4 separate regions of the Mus musculus genome follow, and regions 1, 2 and 4 are each linked to region 3. The links are chromatin loops, found by intact Hi-C in ENCODE. Cell type or tissue: heart. All regions are shown on one strand.

Region 1 (5,000 bases), 110 kb before region 3:
TGGCCTTGTAGCATCACCAAGAGTAAATGAGTGTTACTCAGAGTCTTGTGGGAAACCTCTGATGACATCAGTGTTGAAGGTGAAACCAGACACCGTTCATACTCTAACCGTAGCAGCTTCGATGCCTGCCACTCATGCTGTCTTCCTCCATCCTCCATCTTTCCCTGCCTCCTCCCTCGAAGCTTGCCTGCTTTCTCCGGTCTGGTCTGTCGCTGTTTCACCCACAGTATGCTAAGGACTCGTCAGCTCTGTTTATGTGACTTTGATAGGACACCTGCTTGCATAATTGCAGACATTCGGAAGTATGTCATGAGTACATCTGACAGCTGATTTTATTCACCACTTCCGTCTGCTTCATAGATTCCCATGAGTTGCATTCATTAAGCCCCGCATGCTCTCTCCCCACCTCATGAGATCCTAGGCTGAATCAGCAGCTGAATTTTCCTTGGGCTGGAGTGACAGAGCCTCGGGAAATCTTTTCTTCCCCACCTAAGAGCACAAGGGACCCATGCGGGGTTTCTGGATACAATGGCAAGACTGTGCACCACTGCTTTTGACCAAATACACCTACCATCCTCTTTTTTCAAAGGTATATGACAGATGGTGGACTCGGCCTTTACACCCGTCGCCTGAACCGGCTTCCTGATGGGATGGCTGTGGTGCGAGAGACCCTACAACGAAATACCTCCCTGGGCCTCGGAGATGCTGACAGGTAGGCATGCTGCGCTCGGATGTAGCCACACGTCATACCAGAGCCATTTGAGAGTGGCCTACAGTATGCTGCTCGTGATATGAGGACAGTGGATCAGTTCTTCAGCTGACACAAAAAGTAGGAAAGGGGGGCTGCTGCTTCCTAGGTCTTGCTTGTATATGGTCATGGGCATGCGTATATGTAGGTATGTATTCAGTGATGGTGCGGAGAGAGGAACCCAGGGCCTCGTGAATGTCAGTTAAGTTCTCTACCACCAAGCTACATCCTCAACTCTAGGCTGGCACTTCTGATAGCAAGGGTTCGGGCTTGAGCGGTTTGGTTGCTGTTTTGACTGTTACTCCGACTCTCTCCTGCAGGCCCCAGGGACCTGCCTCACTTCCTCTCTCATTACTCAACTTTCCAGGTATTGCACCTTGAGATAACCAGGTCTGTATGCAGAGTGCAGTTCAGGCCAAAGCCCCCTGCTGTGAAGCTTAGGGTATATATTCAACTGACACACACACACAGTAAAGAGCTGACATCAAAAGGGGGGTCTGTCGACCTCTGTCACCACCATTGCCAGAGACACAAAGAACCTGTGTCCACCCTTCCTACTGCAAGGAATGAATGTTTGGCCTCCAGGTTTCTAGACCAGACTCTGACGTAAACCAATCCCCAGACCCTGAGCAAGCTCTGAAAGGACAGGTGTGATTTGCCATCTCTGGCCTGCTGTCTTTCTGGTCCTCCATGTATAGTTCAGGTACTCTTTAGCTGTTCTGTCTCGCTCAACCTCCTTCCACATCTGGGCAGACGAGCTGTAGCAGGGAACTTGGAGGGGAGTGCTTTGAAGTTGCTGTGTACTTTTAGGGTGCTGCACTCTGATTTTGTGAAGGCCACGTTGTGAGGTAGGGTTGTTTTCTTGCTGTTCTCCTAGCAGGTGAGGGGCTGGAAGGATGATCCAGTGGTTGGAGCACTTGCTGTTCTTTCAGAGGAGTTTGGGTGTGGTAGCCCACATTGGGCAGCTCACAACCCCCCTATAACTCTAGCCTCTGGGGGATCTGGCATCTCTTTTGGGCCTCTGTAGGCACCTATGCACCTCTCTCTCTCTCTCTCTCTCTCTCTCTCTCTCTCACACACACACACACACACACACACACACACACACACACACACACACACATTTCTCTTTAAAATAATGCTAGATGGGTTATGTAGCTCTATGGCTTGCTTCAGAGAAGCAGGGCAACTTTGTAAAGAGACAAATGCTGAACTATTGCCCAACAGTAGAAGAAGAATTCTCACATTCTTTAGGGAGAGGGTAGAAAGGCTGGGTTGGGGGAAAGTGCTGAGTTCATTGTCATGGACTCTGACCCAGTGTCTATTAACTCTGCATGTCCTCATTTGAGTCTCCCAGTATCCAGTGTGGTCACTTATGTTGGGGAAGGCAAAAGGCTGTTTATCAGAGTTCCACCACAGGTTAGCTTTGTGGCTGCTGTTCTATAAATGATTGGTTTGAAAAAGAATCCATATAAGGGCTAAGGGTATAGCTAAGTTAATAGAGTACTTACCCAGGATGCAGAGTCCCAGGTTTGCTCCTCAGGACTGCATTCAAACAGACAGAAAACTAGCTGGGTGGTGCCACACACCTTTAATCACAGCACTTGGGATACAGAGGCAGGCTGATCTCTGAATTCAAGGCCAATGTAGACTACACAGTGAGTTCCAAGACAGCCAGGGCTATGTAGAGAAACCTTGTCTCAAAACAAACAAACAAACAAACAAAACACACAAATGGGGTGGGTAGAAAGGAGGTGAGAGGGCAGGATAGTGCTTGATCATAGAAACTTCTGAGAGCTGCGCTTTTCATTTTTAATTTTTATACATGCAGCTGTTTTAACTGCGTGTATGTGCATGCAGTACCTTCAGAGGCCAGAAGGGGGCATCAGATTCCCTGGAGCTGGAATTACAAGGAGGTTAAGAGCTGCTGTGAGGATGATGGAAATCAAACAGTGGTACACTACAAGAGTAGCCAGTGCTCTTAAATGCTTAGGAGCCATCTCTCAAGCCCCGAGGGCTCACTTCTTAAAGCTTAAACCCTGCAGATACATCTATATAGTGAATAGCACCAGAGGAGAACGTTCAGTATCTGCAGCATTCTCACTGGTCATGTCATAATTTGTCAAATTACTCTGCTTGGTTTTGCCCTGTTCCAGTTGATCAATCTGCCTGTTTTCAGGCCCTATGAGGCCAGTCTCTGCTTGTAGTAGAAGCTTCTGGGATGGCCATTTACCTAACGCTTCATTGGAGGCCTAATGGAATTATCATAGATAGCAGCTGAGCCTCATCCTGCCGCTTAGAGATTTGGGGGCTAAGACTGGAAAGACAGAAGCCATTTTTTTTCTCATTTCACCCCCCAAATGAACAGCGGTGTCTTCTGGTCCTTCCCAGACCTGAGTGGTCTGCTGTAATCATTTAAGGACTGAGTAGCTAGCTAGCCAAGGTTTTAATAAAGAACCCAAGGGGCTTCTTTAAAAAAAAAAAAAAAAAAAAAAGACTTACTAATGATACAAATGTTTCCCTGTTTTATGTAAGTTCTAGGTTACTAGCGGGGATGTGTTTGTTTGTATTCTTGTGGAAGGTGCTAAGTTTCTTTAAGCTCCATAGCTATAGTGAATAGACCAAGGCAATGCTACTCCGCCCACTAAGTGTTTTTTTTACTTTATGCATGTGTGCATATTTGTGACGTGTGTATGCTCGTGTGAGTACATAGCATATGTGTGCATGTATGAGGAAGCCCAGGCATGTCAGGTAGAGGGCTTCAGGTATCTCTATAGCACTCTCTGTGTATGTCTTTGAGGCAGGCTCTCTCCCTGAAGCTGGACCTCTAGTTCTCTCAGCTAGGCAGGAGGCTGGCAAGCCCCAAAGCTCTTTGCATCTTTGCTTCCTTGGGAGCCAGTGCTGTAGGTGTTTGCAGGGACACCGCTTGCTAGGCGAGTGTTTGGATCCAAACTTCACTCCTCATGATTCCACATCAAGTGCTCATAACCATCGAGGTTAGCTATCCAATCCCTTTAGTTTATTTTGTTGACTGAATTCCTCAATGACGAGTGCGCTGGGCTGGTGAGCTGCAAGCCCCATAGATCCTCCTGTCTCTACCTCCCTGCATATGCGACATGACTTTCAGGGATCAAACTCAGGTCCTGACACCTGCAAGACCAGCTCTTTCCTGACAGCTAACTCTCCAGTCCCTCACAGGTTCCTTTACATTGTTCACCAGGCTAGGTGAATGTTTCACAGAGCTGGGGACTGTCAGGTAGGAAATCAGTAGGAAACTATTCCTGAGCTAGCACATCACCCATGATTTTACACACACTGTTTATGCTAAGAACCGCGTGGGTTGGGTGTGAGACAGTGACTCTGTCACAACATCAAGGGAGTACACCACAGATGGCGAATATGCAAATTGGGCACAGCTCTGTGCCGCCGCCCCCCCCCCCCGAAAATGTGTTCTTTAAGCAATTTAAAGCCACCAGAATCCTTCCTTTACAACCCCCAAAAAACAAAGGTGTAAGAACTAAGGTACTTTCTAGGGAGTTTTATGTGAAGAGAGACTTGAGTTCTTGCTTGTGGTTTCACACACAAGCATTCGGACACAAGCAAGCTACTGAGGAATTGGGAAATGATCTAGACGTTAGCCCCATTGGTTCTCAGCCAGGAAGCGATGGCCTCCAAAGAGCGAAATACCCTGGAAATGTCACTAGCACAGGTAGGTAGCCACAGCTGTCCCAGAGCCTGTAACAGGATGCTGAGACCCCGGCTAGACCATGGCTATTTGCAGCATGGCCTGAGTGTGTCATTTTTAGGGTTATTAAAAGTCACCTGCAGAAAGAAATACATGCCTTCAGAGGCCTGGGAGATAGGAACTTTGTCAGTTGGAGTCTTTATATCATCAGTCCGTTCTGATGAATAATAAAGATGATACATCCAAGACACCAAGTCCCCTTCATCTCCTGTCACCGTTCAGGGCTGTCACCCTGGATCCCAGACCCTTTCTGATAGTGACTTGGCAACATCCAGCAAAGTCAGCCATTGGACAGCTGTGGAGGGAGGATGACGTGAAAGGGATGGAGGCAGCTCAGTACACACAATAGGCCCGTATAGGATAGCAGAACATAGGCCACTTTAGGAGGAGGAAGCGTGCCTAGATGGCCGAGAGTCTGGCTATCAGTCCAGTGGTTTCTGCCTGCAGCACTGTGTCTCCTGAACATGTTGGGAGTGAACATGTCAGGAGTTCTTGGATTCTAGTAAC
Region 2 (5,000 bases), 470 kb before region 3:
TTTCCTTGCCACTGCTCTTTGCCCTACAGAGGAGAGGACCACCCCACCCAGAGACACAGCCACACAGCCTCCACAAAAGCCTCTGCCTCCTCCATTCATTCATTTGTTCTTCCAGCCCATCCCTTAATAGCAGCAATTTTGTGCCCATTTTACTGATTTCTATACAGAGGATAGCTAGTGAAAATAATAACCCTCTGTCAAGTGATGGGTATGGAGCCTGTGCCAAGCCTGTCTCTACTGTCCATTCAGCTATATAGCATCTATACATAGGAAGCCCATAAGGGGCAATTAGAACATCAGCCCTCAGCCCTCTAGGATGGTGGGAAATCCCTTTGGCAATCAGAGTAGCTCTTGGGACCTTCCTATAAGCTTTAGGGCATCACTGGGGCCCTTGCTATCTTTGGCACATCTCTGGGGCCCTGACTGTTTTAGGATGTCTTAAGGGCCTTCTCAGTCTTTAGGACATCTCAGGGACCCTGGCTATCTTTGGGACATCTCTGGGGCCCTCTCAGTCTTTAGGACATCTTTGGGGGCCTTACTGTTTTTAGGACATCTTTGGGGCCCCTCACTGTCTTAGGGCATCTCTGGTGTACTGGCTGTCTTTAGGCGATCTCTGGGGCCTTCTTGGTCTATAGGACATCTTTGAGGACCTCTCAGTCTTTAGGACATCTTTGGGAGCCTTGCTGTGTTTAAGACATCGTTGGGGGCCCTCTCCATCTTTAGGACATCTTTTGGGTCCTGGTGTCTCTAGGAGATCTTTGGGGCCTTCTCTGTCTTTAGGACATCTCTGGAGTCCTGTTGTCTTTAGGACATCTCTGGAGTCCTATCTTTAAGACATCTCTGGAGTTCGGGTATCTTTAGGACATCTCTGTAGTCCTGGTGTCTTTAGGACATCTCTGGGGCCCTCTCTGTCTTTAGGACATCTCTGGGGTCTTGGTGTCTTTAGGATATCTCTGGAGTCCTCTCTATCTTTAAGACATCTCTGGAGTCCAGGTGTCTTTAGGACATCTCTGGGGCCCTCTCTGTCTTTAGGATATCTCTGGGGTCCTGGAGTCTTTAGGACTTCTCTGGGGCCCTCTCAGTCTTTAAGACATCTTTGGGGACCCCTCACTGTTTTAGGACATCTCTGGTGTACTGGCTGTCTCTAGGCAATCTCTGGGCCCTTCTTAGTCTTTAGGACATCTTTGGGGAATCTCTCGGTCTTTAGGACACCATTGGGGGGCCTCTCTGTGTTTAAGACATCTTTGGGGGCCCTCTCCATCTTTAGGACATCTTTGGGGTCCTGGTGTCTTTAGGACATCTCTGGGGCCCTGGCTGTCTATAGGATAGAGCAAAGACGTTAACATAGCCTCTGACTTTGCCAGCCATGCTGAACTTCACCTTACCTCCTCGATTCTTGCTTACTACTTTTCTTCTTTTTCAGCTTCAGGTTTCTGTGGCCCTGGAGCTTGGATTGGGGGTGGATGATAAATCAGCATCAGGACAGGATGCTAAAAAGAAAGCAGAGCCATGCTCTGGTTATGGCCAGCCCAGAGTTGGCTGACCTGAGGAATCTCAGGAAGGAAGGGACCATGTAAAACTGAGTCCCATGTCATATCTGTAAGGGAAACTGTGAGGGGCCCAGGCTGGCAAGAATTCATCAGCCTGAGTCCCCAAATACTGTCCCGGTGAAAACTCAGAGCAAGGCCTGCTAGTGTGTTCAACCTACACAGAGGAGACACTGATTGGCGTCTGGGGACATCAGAGAGCAGAAAGTGAGATGCTAGATACCCAAGATGCTGCGAACTCTTAGGGATCAGGGAGGGAGAGAAGAGGGAGAAGATTGCAGAAGCAGACCAGGGAGAGGAAAATAAAGAAGAGAAGGAAACACACAGTCTGAGCAGAGAGAAGCAACCTGTACAATCCCACAGTCTGGTCAGAGTCCCTTCCTGCTCGCCATCACTTCTGAGGTCCCCTCCTCTCACCTGATATATCTCTGAGCTGCCAGAAGACCAACACAGTCTGGCAGAATTTAAGCACAGAGGGACCCTCCTATGCCAGAGTCAATTACCCACCTGTCCCTCTCTGCATTTGGGCCCTGGATCTTTCCAGATGCCCTGAGTCCCTGTAAAAGCACCCATGGAATCAATACATCAAGGGTGACATTATCCCTGTGTGTACTACAGTGCATATTCCAGGACTTACTGCAGACATGGACCCCCTGGGCCCTGGAAGCTGCATTTTAACAAGCACCATTAGCTATCTACATGTGCTCTGAAGTCACAGAGCCACCACTGAAATGTGTAGCCTCCCTGGCCTAAGGCTTATGTGGCCTCAAATCCCAGCAGTATACTGGCAGTGTGCTGCTTTCCGAATGCTTCAGCTCTGGATTCTGTAGCGATATGGCGAAAGTAAAACCTCCTCAGGGTTACAAGAGAATACAAATCAAGAAAACTCATTGGCATGAGGGAAACAAATCTTCCCCACGAATACTAAGTAAATAAAGAGATGCAGACAAACAAATAAATTAAGCATACATAGTCACCAATCCTGAAATATTAAGCAAATAAATATTAGCTGGTACTATGATATTATTTGGAGCCATTCCCTGTTCCTACTGTCAATATGGCAGTCAATGAGGCTACTGCAAGGCAGCATACAAGAGCCAAGCTTCCAGCCCAGCATCCACTCCTGCAAGGGAGATAGGTAAAGCAGGTAAGACATTCAAGTCCGGCTCACCCACTTCTGCAGGCAGGTTGGGTGGGTGCAATGACAATTATGACCAGAAGAGGGAGGCATAAACACGCGTTTCAGAGCAGAGCTCAGGGATCCTCAGAGTGGGAGGCTCTCTGGGGAGGAGGGGGAGGCTGGGATCAGCATTTGTTCTAGAACCAACACACACACAGCACACAACACACATGCACACACTGTTGATAGTAATATCTGGGGATGTTCACAGGCTGAAAGCTTGTTCCCCCAGGTTGCCCAGAAGCCAGGCTCAGAGCCGCTCCATGAGTCTCTTTCCCGAGGGCTCAGAAGCACCTCGTTAGATTTTATTTTTCACCACCCAGTCTGGCCCTGGCAGGCCGTGGGCAGAGTGCTGGCTGTCGTGCCTTTCTGAGAAGGCTCTTGGCGGAGCTCCAGAGTGGGGGCCTCCTGTTCTGTTTGAAGGAGAGTTGTGGTAGGCACTTCACCCAGCGCTCTCAGAAAACTTTCTTAGCTAAAACAGTTGGAAGGGTGAGGATGGGTGGGGTGCTAGGGTGGACGTGCCTGCCCTCCACTCACCAGTCGATTTTCTAAAAGAGGGGATAAGGTAGCCCATGGCTGGAGTACCTGCTGTGTGTTCCTCAGCACCAGACACCCAGCGCTTCAGAGACCTCCCATAGAGGTGAAGCCTGAGGCTCAGAGAGGTCAGGTGACTTGCCCAGAGCCACACAGCTAGTGAACAACCAAGATGATGGCATTTTCCACCTATTGAGAGCCTAGCATACTTATGGGCACAAAGGTAATCATTGCATGTTTGATTGAGCCTATCTGTAAGTCCAGTAAGCCCTTCTGTCTGCCCTAAAGCCTTCCTTCTGCTCCACACTGCCTCAACCCTGGAAAATGCTGGTCTCCATTCCCCCAACCTTCCAAAGGACTAAAATCCCCATTTATTCCCCCTGGCCTCAGCAGCAGCCTGGTGAGAGCTGTGGCCGTGGCTGGAGGACATTCCTGCTGGTAAATGCCTGTCCTGAAGACCTGGGCGCCTCGCTCGGGATGTCCCAGCAGTGCAAAAGTGAGGAGGGGACACTCTGGTTACACATGTCACCTGGCTATCTGGGACTAGGAAAAGCATATTGTTCAAGAGTGATGAGGTGCCGTCCTCTCCTTCCCACAGAAAGTGGCGCCAGCACAATGAACGTCATCCCCCTTATACCCCAGCCCCCAGCCCTGGGGACACCACTGTAATAAGCCTTGGCTGTGTGCAAGCTCTCACCCTGCCTTGTCATGCAGTCCACGTGGCACCATGCAGACATGTCACTTTCCTTCTGAGGGACTCTCCCTCTCCTGAAGAAATACTACAGGTGCCCTGGTATTCAGTGGTAGCTGAGGAAGAGCCCCTGTGTCTTGTTCTTCTTCTCCTGAGAGCTGGGCTTGACCTGCTCATACTGCGGAGTTCTCTTATAAGTGGCCTGTGGGTGAGGCTTGGCCACTCCCATGCAGGGTAACTAAGGTGGCCATTTGAACTGGCATGTGTTTGGGGCAGGAAAGGGGACTCTAGCCCTTTCCTGAGATCTTCATCCAAATCTTCCAGCGGGGGTGGGGGGGGGAACCTAGCTTGTCTGGAATCCACCTTCACTTTCAGGTTTACCCATAAGCTTGGAAGCTCTGTAAGGACTCCATTGCTAAGATCTACCTGTCCCCCTTGGCAGCCACCACGGCAGGCAGATTGAAGTGTTTGAAAACACCTGGGCATGAGGAAACGTGGCTGGGAGGTGTGGGGGAAGGGTGGCAAAAGAAAGCCCGCCTTGATGAACCTGGGAGACAGTCTCCTGGGTAGCATGCCTAAGGAACTTTGCAGAGCCAGAGAAAGGCTTGGAAAAATCCAGATAACTTGCCATGGTCACCTTAAGGCAGCCCTGGCTCAAGTACGTGTGCTTTCTCATTACTCATAAGATAAGACTTCCCACGTACTACACAGGTACTGTCTCGGTCACTTTTCTTTCTTTTTTTTTTTAATTTTTTTTATTACATATTTTCCTCAATTACATTTCCAATGCTATCCCCAAAGCCCCCCCCCCACTACCCACCCATTCCCATTTTTTGGCCCTGGCGTTCCCCTGTACTGGGGCATATAAAGTTTGCCTGTCCAGTGGGCCTCTCTTTCCAGCAACCCTGTAGGTGCAACATTATGAACTAACCAGTACCTCGGTCACTTTTCTTATGGCACGACCAAGAAGCAGTTTGAGGGAGGTGGGACTTCCTGTGGCTCATGGTATAAGGTGAAGCAGTCTGTCCCAGCAGGGGATGCACAAAGT
Region 3 (5,000 bases):
CCTGCCCAGCCTCAGCACCCCTCACAGGTGGTTCTGGCGGGCTCTCCTGGCTGCACATCTCTTGTATCCAGTAGCATCTGGGGAGCCCCCACTGCTGTCACTCAGCTTAGGAGTTACCGAGGAGCTTGGGGTGGCTTGATGGTTGTCTGGAGGACCTACTGCTGCCCCTGTGGCCTCCTTCCTCATACGTTCTCCCACTTGTGTCCTCTTTGCCTCGAGCGGTCCTTCTGATAACCAAAGGGGAATGACCTGAGTCACTTGAGAAAAGCCAGAGGCGACTGAGCGAAGATACCCAAGGTGTCCAAGGAGACAAAGAGGACTCTTGAGCTGACCCCTTGGTCCCCAGTGGCTGGTGGCACCAAGGCCCCTCCCATTTGGAGGTGAACTGAAAGGGAGGTTTCAGGCATAGCTGGGAAGTCACCTATGATTCCTTTGCTCAGGGAGCCATTGCAGAAGGGACTCTTCCTCTTCATCCAGCCAAGAGCAAAGGGCATAGATAGGAGGGGCTTCAAAGTGGCTGCTGCTGAAGGGCCTGCCTGTGACAGGGACCAAGTGGATGTGTCATTCTTAGAGGTCATCTGAAGGACATGTCCTCAGTGTAGAAGCAGTGAAGGGAGACAGCTGGGTTAGGATTGCCTAGTACCACCCTGTCCCAAATCTCCTAGCTCTGCCTGGTAAATTAGTACAGGAGGCGGCCCTGAAGTCTGCTGATTCATAAGGATTGGCCGTGTTTCCTTGTCGGGGTTAAGGTGGAAGTTGGAGGATCTACCAGGCTTTACACCAGGGTCCTGGCACTCCTGCAGCCCTGAGAGAATACAGGGAAGAAAACCCAAGGCCAGCCAAAGCTTTGACCTTAACATAGTTCCCTCAGCAGACCACCATGATTGAGTGAGGGCTGGAGTCCAGAGCAATGTGACAGCTACAGCTACTTTGTGACAATGAGGCCATCCTAGGGTCTCCTGTAACTTACAAGTGTTATAGGTAGCCAGGAAGCAAAGTTTTTTGGTTGGGTTTGCTGGGTTTTTGTTGGTGTTTTTTTGTTTTGTTTTGTTTTTTTTCGAGACAGGGTTTCTCTGTGTAGCCCTGGCTGTCCTGGAACTCACTCTGTAGACCAGGCTGTCCTTGAACTCAGAAATCCGCCTGCCTCTGCCTCCTTAATCCCTTAAGGGCGTGCGCCACCACTGCCCGGTGGTTTTTGTTGTTTTAAGCACAGTGTCTTATATAGCCTAAGCTGGCCTTGAACTCTGTATATAGCCCAGGCTAGCCTTGAATTTCTGATGTTTCTACTTCAAACTCCAGCATGCAGGGATTGTAGACACGTGCTAACACACGTGTTATTTTGCTGTTGTTTGTTTGGTACAGAGTCTCTCTGTGTAGACCAGCCTGGCCTTGAACCCACAGAGATCTGCCTGCCTTTGCCTCCTGAGTTCTGGGATTAAAGGTGTGCACTGCTGTGCCTGGTTTAGTGTTAGGCAGGGTTCTACCTGTGATTTCACTAGATGAGAAAAGTCCTTAATTTTTTAAAAAGCTCATTTCACTTCCCCTCTCTCCTTGGCTCCCTCTGAGGGAAAGCTGAGTGTGTGCCAGGTACCATACGGGGTCCTTCCCTCCTCACCTCTCCCCTGCACAGTGGCCACTAGGGAAGCACACTGTCATTTAGAACATGTGTGCCCTTCCTTAGCCAAGGCTATGAGTTGAGAAGAGGTGGAGACCTCAGAATAGGTTCCAAAGGGGGCTGTCACATGTTAGGAGCCAGAAAGAGGGCTGCCCATGGGGAGACAGGGAAAGAATACAGGGAAGTCATTCTTGCAGGCACCAGCCTTTACCATCAGACTCAGGCAATGCTTGCGTGTGGGCGGGACAGGACATGACAACGCATCGCCCCCTAGTGGAGAGCATGCAGGCGGTAGTATCTTTTTCTGGAATATGTGAATGAAAGTCACCTGTGTGTAAGTCATGCCTAGAAGTGCTTCCTAAATGTGAATGTTGGTGCTGCCGTGCACATCCAGGAGTCCTGTGCTTCCTGTAGGATCAGGAGGTTCGCAGCAGCCCAAATCTTAGTTTCCAGTGTCTTAGCATCATCCTTAATTCCTGAGCCAGTAGTAGACCAGCTTCCTCCTCCCTGGGGAAAGTGATTGTCTGCCTGTCCAGCTGCCCTCCAGAGTCTGCAGAAGAGCCCGGAAGCTGCACAACACTTCCTCTGCTTGCCTTAGACTGACTCACGGCCACCTGGCCTTGACCACATCCTGTGGAATGTAGGAAGGGTTGTAAAAAAGAAAATGTTTTTTGTTCTTACAGCTAATGTTTGCTGCACCTACGAATGCTTACCTTATGACTCAGTCTCAGGTCCCATTCCCCGTTGTCATCAGAAACGCTTGCCAGTGTGTCTGGTGTCTGCAGAGCGGAGCAATTCAGAAGGCCTGGTGTTGGGGGTAGACTGGGGGTGTTAAGGGCAGGTGCTGCAGAAGGACACCCAGAGACCTTTCCTCAGTTACCAAGGTCCTCTGACACCTTCTGCAGTCCCCTGTGCCAGCTTTGGCTTTCCCCTCCAAAAAATGGGAAAAAAAAATCTGACCTATGGGACAATTGTACTGGCCTGGTTTCTGGAAACCCAGTTGTTCTCTGAGCCTATAGTGCAGGGGCTAAGGATGAAGAGCAAGTGTGGACAAAACCACTGGGCCTCAGGAGTGCTAAGGGCATGCTCAGCCTCAGCCTTAGTGGTTCTAAGGCCTTGAGGGACCCCTTGGAAAGGCAGTCTTGTTCCTTCAGAGGGCCCGGTAGGGAGAGGCTTCTAATCTGAATTTGCTTCTTCAGCTGTAACCATCCCCAGCCACTTCTGTGTCCTCTTCACTCCTGATCCACACATGGGTCCACACCCGCCCCTCTCCCAAATCGTTCCTGCTCATACTGAACTGCTTTAGGCTGCTGGACTGAATTCAAGAACCAAGATTGATGAAGGGAGCTGTAGCAGCAAACTAGGCTAGAGGCTAGGCTGGGGTATGGGGGAGACAATGAGCTGACATCTGACAAGATAATGTCATAGGAGGTGCTGAGGTAAAGTGAAGGAGGAAGCCACTAATATAAAGAGATGGGCTTATCTAAGGTGGGGGTAGTGTGGGTGGCATCCTGGATAGAAATCAGATTCTAAGACCTGGAGTAACTCAGGGGACTCGGGGAGAGGGGACCCACCAGAGCGAATGATGAACTTAGGCCAGGCTGACATGGGGAGGTCTGGTGAACAGCCCCGCTCTCAGGCTCCAGTAATATCGTTTCTGCTGATTCAAAGTGGTCCCGTGGGTAAGTAAGAGGGAAAGGCCCCAAGAAGGAAGTTTGAGTCCTGGGTTCTAATCCAGATCTGCCTTCCAACCTTTCACATCAGCAGTGCCGTTAGCTTCTGGTGTCCCATCAGATAAGAGAGAGGGCACCTGTTAAGTAGACGGGCTCTTTTTCAGTTGAGAAACTGTAACTTTCAAAGGTGTGGGTCCATTGGACCAGAGCTGGACCCCGTTATGTATTGGTCTGAGTACTATTTACCTCTTCATTTCCCCTCTGCAGCTTCCAAGAGGTTAGAAGAGGCTCACAGGGAGGTGGTGTCTGGAATTTTCCATCTATGTACCCTGAAGTCACTGTAGAAGCACCTCTTTACAGCCCAGACAACCCTACCCTGCCTTGCCCTGTCTGTGAGCATGCCCTATCATGTCTGCTTTGATGCCAGTGGCCAGAGGGTAGCAGACTTGATCTGCAATGGCTCTTCTGGGGCTCCCCCATCTCTAAGCCATGGGGCGATGCTTCTGTTCGAGTCATCATTGCTGTTCATGGCTGGCCCCTGGCACCCAGGGCACGCAGAGGAAACAGACACGCCAGACCCAGCCTCACAGTGGTCAGAGCCTCGCTGTGAGAAGCCCCCCAGCTTAGGTTTCCATTCTTTAAAGAATACATACATCTCACAAGGCTGTCAGGAACAGTCATTAAGATTACTGCCAGGTCAGGGCCTCAAGGCTTGAGAAAAGAACCCTCGAAGCAGGATATTGTTGGCCTTGTAAAACTAAGAGATGGTATAGCTCGCCCTTTGGGGACTACATCGGTTCCTCTCACTGGCAAGTCTGAGAATCCGGAGCCAGCAAAGATCTCATCACTGTTGCCCGTGCACAGTGTCCTCTCTTAATGTTGTACTTAAAAAGGGACTCACGTGCCCACAGAAGCACTCTGAGAGTCAGATATACTTGAAAAATGGGGGTTCAGGACCTGGGGAGATAGCTCAGCTGTCCGTGTGCGTGTCACACAAGCAGCAAGGAAGAGGACCACAGGTCAGATCGCCAGAACCCATGTAAATTCCCAATAGCTATGGGGTCCCCCTTTTACTTCCATGGTCAAAATATGAGGAAATGAGACCCCCAGAGCATGCTGGCAGGTACACTAGCTGAATCACACAGCTCTGGGTCCAGCTGACCAACTGCCTCAATGAGCACAGTGTGGAAGACACCCAGTAAACTCCCAACATTGACCTCGGGCCTCCACATGCACACTTGTGCACATGTGGACATGCGCACACACAGCACACATGTGCATGAAAAAAAAAGGAGAGAGAAAAAAATACAGGTTTATTTCATCATCAGACCCTTGTCTTGCCATGTTGCTGCCCAGAACCCAATCTCTGAGTGGGCTTAACCCGTGGGATTCTAGAGGTGACTCGGGAAGGTTAGTTAAGAGCCGAGAGTGAGCCCGAGTCTGTTAGACTGAGCACCTAACCCATTGGCTGTGTTTATCCTGGACGATTTCTCTAGTTCATAATGCTATTCAGAATGCTGGTTTAGGAGGTTTTCCATTAAGCTACAGAACTGGGGCAACAAGAGAGAGTCTCGGCCTGCTTCCAGTCTGTACCCGTTTTTGCCTGTTTGCAGCTCTACGGAAGGCGTGCCCCCTGGGAGGACCCCGCCAAGTGGGTAATGGACACCTACCCATGGGCCGCCAGCCCACAGCAGCACGAGTGGCCCCCACTC
Region 4 (5,000 bases), 130 kb before region 3:
AGTTGTAAGTATCGGGACTGGCCGCTTTTTCTGCAGAATCTGCTCAACACGTCACTTTTGAGGCAATGGATGGAGTAGACAGTGGATGGATGAGAAACTCTATCAAGGGTTTAAGTCCCTGCAGGCTCTTGTGAGCCCTGTGATGTCATCTAAATTCCCTAAACTCTCCAGTCCCCAGATGCACATTTTAACCTTCTAGCTGACCTCTCTTTGAGGTTGCATCTTGTTACAGATGTTTATCTAACAAAGACACAACATTTCCACTAGGATCTAGATGTCCTATCAGCCTGTAACATATGGGGACTTAGGAGCGGTGTGTTGACAGGCTTGTATCCAGCTGTCCATTTGGCTTCAGAGAAGCATAGCCTCAATGCCTGAGCAATCTTCATCAGCGTTGAGGCTCCTTAAGGAAAAATGTTTGTAAAAGTTGACAGCAAATGTATTCAGAAACCTGGTATGGAAGTTAGGTCTAGTTTCTGAAAACCCGTGACTTTGTTTTTTAAATAATGCTGGGCCCTGGCTCGGTGTATCAACTGCTTTTCATGTGTAGCTCGTGTTCTTTATGTGTGCACCTGGTCCTGACATTACTGCATAACTGTGGAGTCTAGCTAAGAGCCGCATGGAGAGGGCAGTTATCCTTCTGTGTATTTATCACACCCTGGTGTGTAAGTACATCACACACCATCACCTGACCCCACTGCTTCTTCTATCTGGTAAACTGGGTCTTAGTTATAATCGAAAAGAAATTAAAGTGACGGAGGAAGGGATCCCTTAGCAAGTCTTGATGTCTTGAGTCAGTCCTGTGCTCTGATTCTAAAACTTCAGAGTGCCATGTGGCACAGAATAAAATTATAAGGGCAGATTTAGCATGCATATGTTTTGAAGGATTTTCCCCCCTTTTCAAAGGCAGCACTGGATTGTATAATCTTCTGAAGTATAAATATGCATCCCTTCCTGGAAAATCAACCATTTAAACTTAACCTCAGAAGTCCTCTCACTCTCTTTAAGAACCTTTGGTGGCTTCTGTAGCCTTTGAAAATGGCTCTGAAGGGAGCACTGATCACTCTCAGTGGTTTATCCATCTGTCTCCCATGACTTACCCACTTATGGCCCCACGCAGTCTGCGCTTTCCTGGCTGGGCCAAGTGTGCCATTAACACAAGTGAGTCCTGTGTCTGCAGCTCTCTGTGTTTGGGCCATGCCACTTCTCCATGTGGCTGTTTTCCCTAGCAAGCCTGTCTGGCTGTGCTAAAAAACACCACCCCATAGACATGCCTAGCCCTGTGGTCCTGTTGGCCTTGGCTCATCCCTAAACAACCAGGTAAGCCTTTCTCATGTGAATGTTTGAGGACTGGCTGGCCTCACATAACATGGGTTAAGAACAAAAGAGACCAGAGATTTAATCCCTGCCCTACCAAATGAACTGGTACAAATTCTTAATATTAAAAATTAGTGATATTGCTTGGCACCAGGCAAAGAACCATAGGTACTCACATACGTGTGCCCATAGATACATTATGTATGCATAAATAAGCCTGCATGTTTTTTTCCATGCGTCTAGGAGAAGGATAGTGCCTATCACTTGCCTAAATCTAGAGAGTAGGGCATAGTATATATTTAATGTTTTGTGACTGTGTTGCCCACCCTGGCAGGACCTCCCAGTGGTCCTTGTCATCGAACACTTAGCGGAAGCCAGCTTGGCCTGTGATGTTATCTAGTGACCAATATAGACGTTGCTGTAGCCCTGTTGCCTTTGAGTGGTACAGTTATGTTAAGGTGGGAGTTGTTCCTCAGCTGTGGCTAGCCAGCATGAAAGGGAAGATAAAGCTTAGAGCACTCTGGTCTTCCAGACTGATATCTGCACAGCTTGACGTCCTCTGCTCGGTGGCAGACAATACCCCATCAATAGACGTGGGCAGATTTCTCCTGGGAGACGTAGTTCCTCAAAAAACCAGCCTGCTCCCCGCTGACTGGCTTATAACTCCGTCGGTACTTCAGGATATACCTCAGACAGCCCAGGCTGATATCATAAAGTGCCTTCAACTTGGCATTTAAACAGCGGACGGGTTTTAGTGAGGCCTCTCTTTCTAATGTAAAGATGGCGACCACATCTTTGCATGGCAAAGAAAGAAAATGCTTGTGTTTCCCCCCTTCTTAGAAAGTTGCCAGTCCCATCCCAGAGTTCAGTTTGTCAGACCTTGTGGAGACTAAATTACCTCCCTTCCTTGGAATCCTATCTCCTGATACCAGCACGGGCATTCACATCCAGTCTATACAAGATGTTCCTGCTTTCTAGGCATCAACTACATGAGCCACATCTTGGCTTCCTCCTCCCCGTTAGGGCTAAGACCCCTCCTGTTCCTCTTGGTCAACTGAGATGGGAAGTGTCTGTGCCAGCTGTGGGAGGGCCACCTTAGAGCATGTGCCTGTATATGTGTGTCTATGATATGTATGCACATACCTATGCCTAGAAGGGAGGTTTACAGAGGGGTCCAAAAACATACCTGTCACATGCTCTGAAGAGTAAGGCCACATCTGTCTTGAATGCTCACACACCTTCATTGGTTGACACAGCAGTGGCCTCACAGTAAACAGTTCGTGCTTCAGTTGGCCTTTAGAACAGAAGACCAGCCCCGTTCTCCTGCATGAGTATGTGTCTGAAGTCAAAGCCCTTTTGAACCTGAGGCCCCAGTCACCTGTTCTGGCTTCTGAGCTTCCCCTGTGTTGTGAATGACAGCAGGAAAAAGAAACAGTGCAGAATGCACCAGGCCACTTGCCAGGTGGGCCAGGACACTTGACCTTCCCCCACGGGGCTGTTGGTTGAGGTGTCTTTCCCCAGGCAGCCAGCAGGTGGCATCAAGTCTTTCATTGCTTGAAAGGCTCTTAACCTGCTCCTCCCCACTGTCTTTTTAGGACTGGCCCCAAGTGACTTGCCAGACTGTTGTAGGCAAAGTGATGAGAGAGGAAGCCTATGTATGCTATTACCAAGATAAAGAAGCCAAGAAGCCAAGATAAATGTCTTGTGGGGATGTTGTCCTGAAAGGCCCTGCTTCAGGCAGTTTCCAAGAGGGCATGGCAGACATCTCTGATTTGGAAAGGACCCCAGCTTGTAGGTTCCTGCAAAAGCTCACGAAGGTCCTTCTGCCAGCTAGCGGCTGACTTTGGAGACATTAGGAAGACATCAGGGAAAGAGAAGGAACCTCTTACCCAGCACCTCTGTGTATTCACCAACCTCGAGCCTCTCTGAGACCCATAGTTGAGGGATTTGATGGACATCCTCCTATGTAGCCATGACTGCTTAAATAAGACCACTTGTGGGTCAGTCAGTCTCCAGTCTCCAGCCCCAGGGGATGGTGGGGCTGAGAGTTCCAACTTAGTAAAATCATATGGCTGGTTCCTCTGACAACCAGCTGCCATCCACAAATAGTGCAGCAACACAGATGCAGGTATGTTGGAAAGGGGTTTATGGAAGATACTCTTCTCACCCCATCACTCAGGATATTCTGAGACTTTGAGGCTCTTGCTAATAATGAAGGACAGAGACCAAAGTATTTTTTATTGTGTCATAGTGACATTAGGATTTGTTGTGAGTTCTAGGTTCATCACAACAGTTGCAGCAGAAACAGAAGAGATGTTATTAGAAAATGACACACTTCTAAGAGAGGAACAAGGGTGGGTTCAGTAGCTCCAGGGCCCCTGCTACAGAGAGGTTGGGCCTTCATATCACACTGTGTGGGTTTTTGGTTGTCTGCACATGATGTTCCATCGTCACACAATATGTGTCTCCTTAGCATCATGTGTGCCTCCTTCGGTGGAGGGATTGGGTCTGGAATAGGTTTTCCAGCCATCCTCTTGAACAACTGAGTTCCTTTAATGAAGGTCTTACACAAGGCTTGCTAGGTCTCATTCTCCACCCTGCTCGCCTGTCTCTGTAGTGAGCCCCTTGCTCTGGCTGGTGGTGCAGCCTCTTGCTCATACCTTCACACTAAAAGAGTAAGAAGTTCTGTTTAAGCCAGGTAATGATCCTGAACCTGAGGCACACACCCTGGCTTCACAAACTTTCACCTTCTGCCAGGACACAGAGAAGAAGGCTTTCTTGGTGTTAAGGGTGTCAATAGTTCCTGTTAGCATTGGAGAGCCAACATGTGTGGCCTTTAGGAGAAGTCTGGAAACAGTGCAGGGCCTTTGTGGCCTCTTGATTCTGTAGGAAACCAGTGACCCTCATCTGAGAATAACGTTGCTTTGAGTAGTAGTGAGAGTGAGGTAGAATGACACAGGCAGAAGGTGGCAGAGTTCCTGGAGCCTATGTATCCTTCTAATTCTCTGTGGCCATGGTGATAAGGTACCGAGACTCAAAGACATTGAATGTGTGCATACAGCCTAGCTCAGCCTGGTTCAGAGAAGTTCTCATCTCCTCACCCCAGCTCATTCTTAGACCTCAAATGATAGAAGCTAGAGGAGCTCTTCTGAGAATGAGTCAGGGCTGAGGTGGGAACCTATCAACATATTGGTGAAATATGAGCATTAACTGCTCCACTGACAACCCACTGTGCTGTGTCAGAGAACCTTGTGGTGACCGATCAACACCTCTCGAGGCTCTCCTTCCCTTCCCCACCCATGCTCTGCCCTGTCAGCTGTCTTACGGGAGAATATTCCCTTCCCGTCTCCAGGTTCCATGTGGGTTAACAGTCTCAACGAGTGTTATCCATGTCTGGCGTGATTCAGCTAGCCTTCAGGTATTTACCATAGGGGAATTCCACATAGAGGCTCATTCATCAGCACTCCAGATACTCAGCCATTAAATAGATTTCAGTTGGCATGTATTGAGCAAATATCTCAGTCCCAGCTCTTAGCTGTGCCCCTGGGGTGTGAAGTCGTTTTCCAGGGTGGATCATTTGATAATCCTTTTTGTACTAGAATCTGATCATTGAAGCTACTTTCTAGTGTAAACCTGTGGCCCATGAACTCAACACTTGGAAGGAACATTTCTACATGCAGGGA

The links. A loop is a pair of places that touch in the nucleus more often than their neighbours do. Peaks named below come from ENCODE experiments on the same cell type or tissue, not always from the same donor. Only the 100,000 strongest peaks of a DNase experiment are listed, where the experiment ranks them.
Region 1: a loop joins it to region 3, with 2.9 times the contacts of the local background. A loop is called at or near these places in 13 of 42 quality-filtered maps.
Region 2: a loop joins it to region 3, with 2.3 times the contacts of the local background. A loop is called at or near these places in 3 of 42 quality-filtered maps.
Region 4: it touches region 3 in a loop (8-fold over the local background); 16 of 42 quality-filtered maps call a loop at or near these places.

What each region holds. Positions count from the first base shown.
Region 1 is chr7:49,490,780-49,495,779 of GRCm38, forward strand. It overlaps Nav2 (neuron navigator 2), which reads left to right. Exons shown (of 39, transcript NM_175272.3): 11 at 590-712. Among named protein-coding and RNA genes, the nearest start is that of Gm51447, 55 kb to the left of the region's middle. In heart, a CTCF peak has its summit at 2,621 (motif pointing right); no DNase peak of the experiment used is centred here; H3K27ac peaks cover 357 bases.
Region 2 is chr7:49,130,159-49,135,158 of GRCm38, forward strand. The region is part of intron 3 of 9130015G15Rik (RIKEN cDNA 9130015G15 gene); the gene reads right to left. It also overlaps a transcript of Nav2 not described here. Among named protein-coding and RNA genes, the nearest start is that of 9130015G15Rik, 29 kb to the right of the region's middle. In heart, a CTCF peak has its summit at 2,765 (motif pointing right); a DNase peak (open chromatin) is centred at 2,793; H3K27me3 peaks cover 469 bases.
Region 3 is chr7:49,599,524-49,604,523 of GRCm38, forward strand. Nav2 (neuron navigator 2) reads left to right here. Exons shown (of 39, transcript NM_175272.3): 38 at 4,902-5,000. Among named protein-coding and RNA genes, the nearest start is that of Dbx1, 35 kb to the right of the region's middle. In heart, a CTCF peak has its summit at 1,892 (motif pointing left); DNase peaks (open chromatin) are centred at 1,864 and 4,948; H3K27ac peaks cover 525 bases.
Region 4 is chr7:49,468,726-49,473,725 of GRCm38, forward strand. The region is part of intron 10 of Nav2 (neuron navigator 2); the gene reads left to right. Among named protein-coding and RNA genes, the nearest start is that of Gm51447, 33 kb to the left of the region's middle. In heart, a CTCF peak has its summit at 2,830 (motif pointing right); no DNase peak of the experiment used is centred here; H3K27ac peaks cover 586 bases.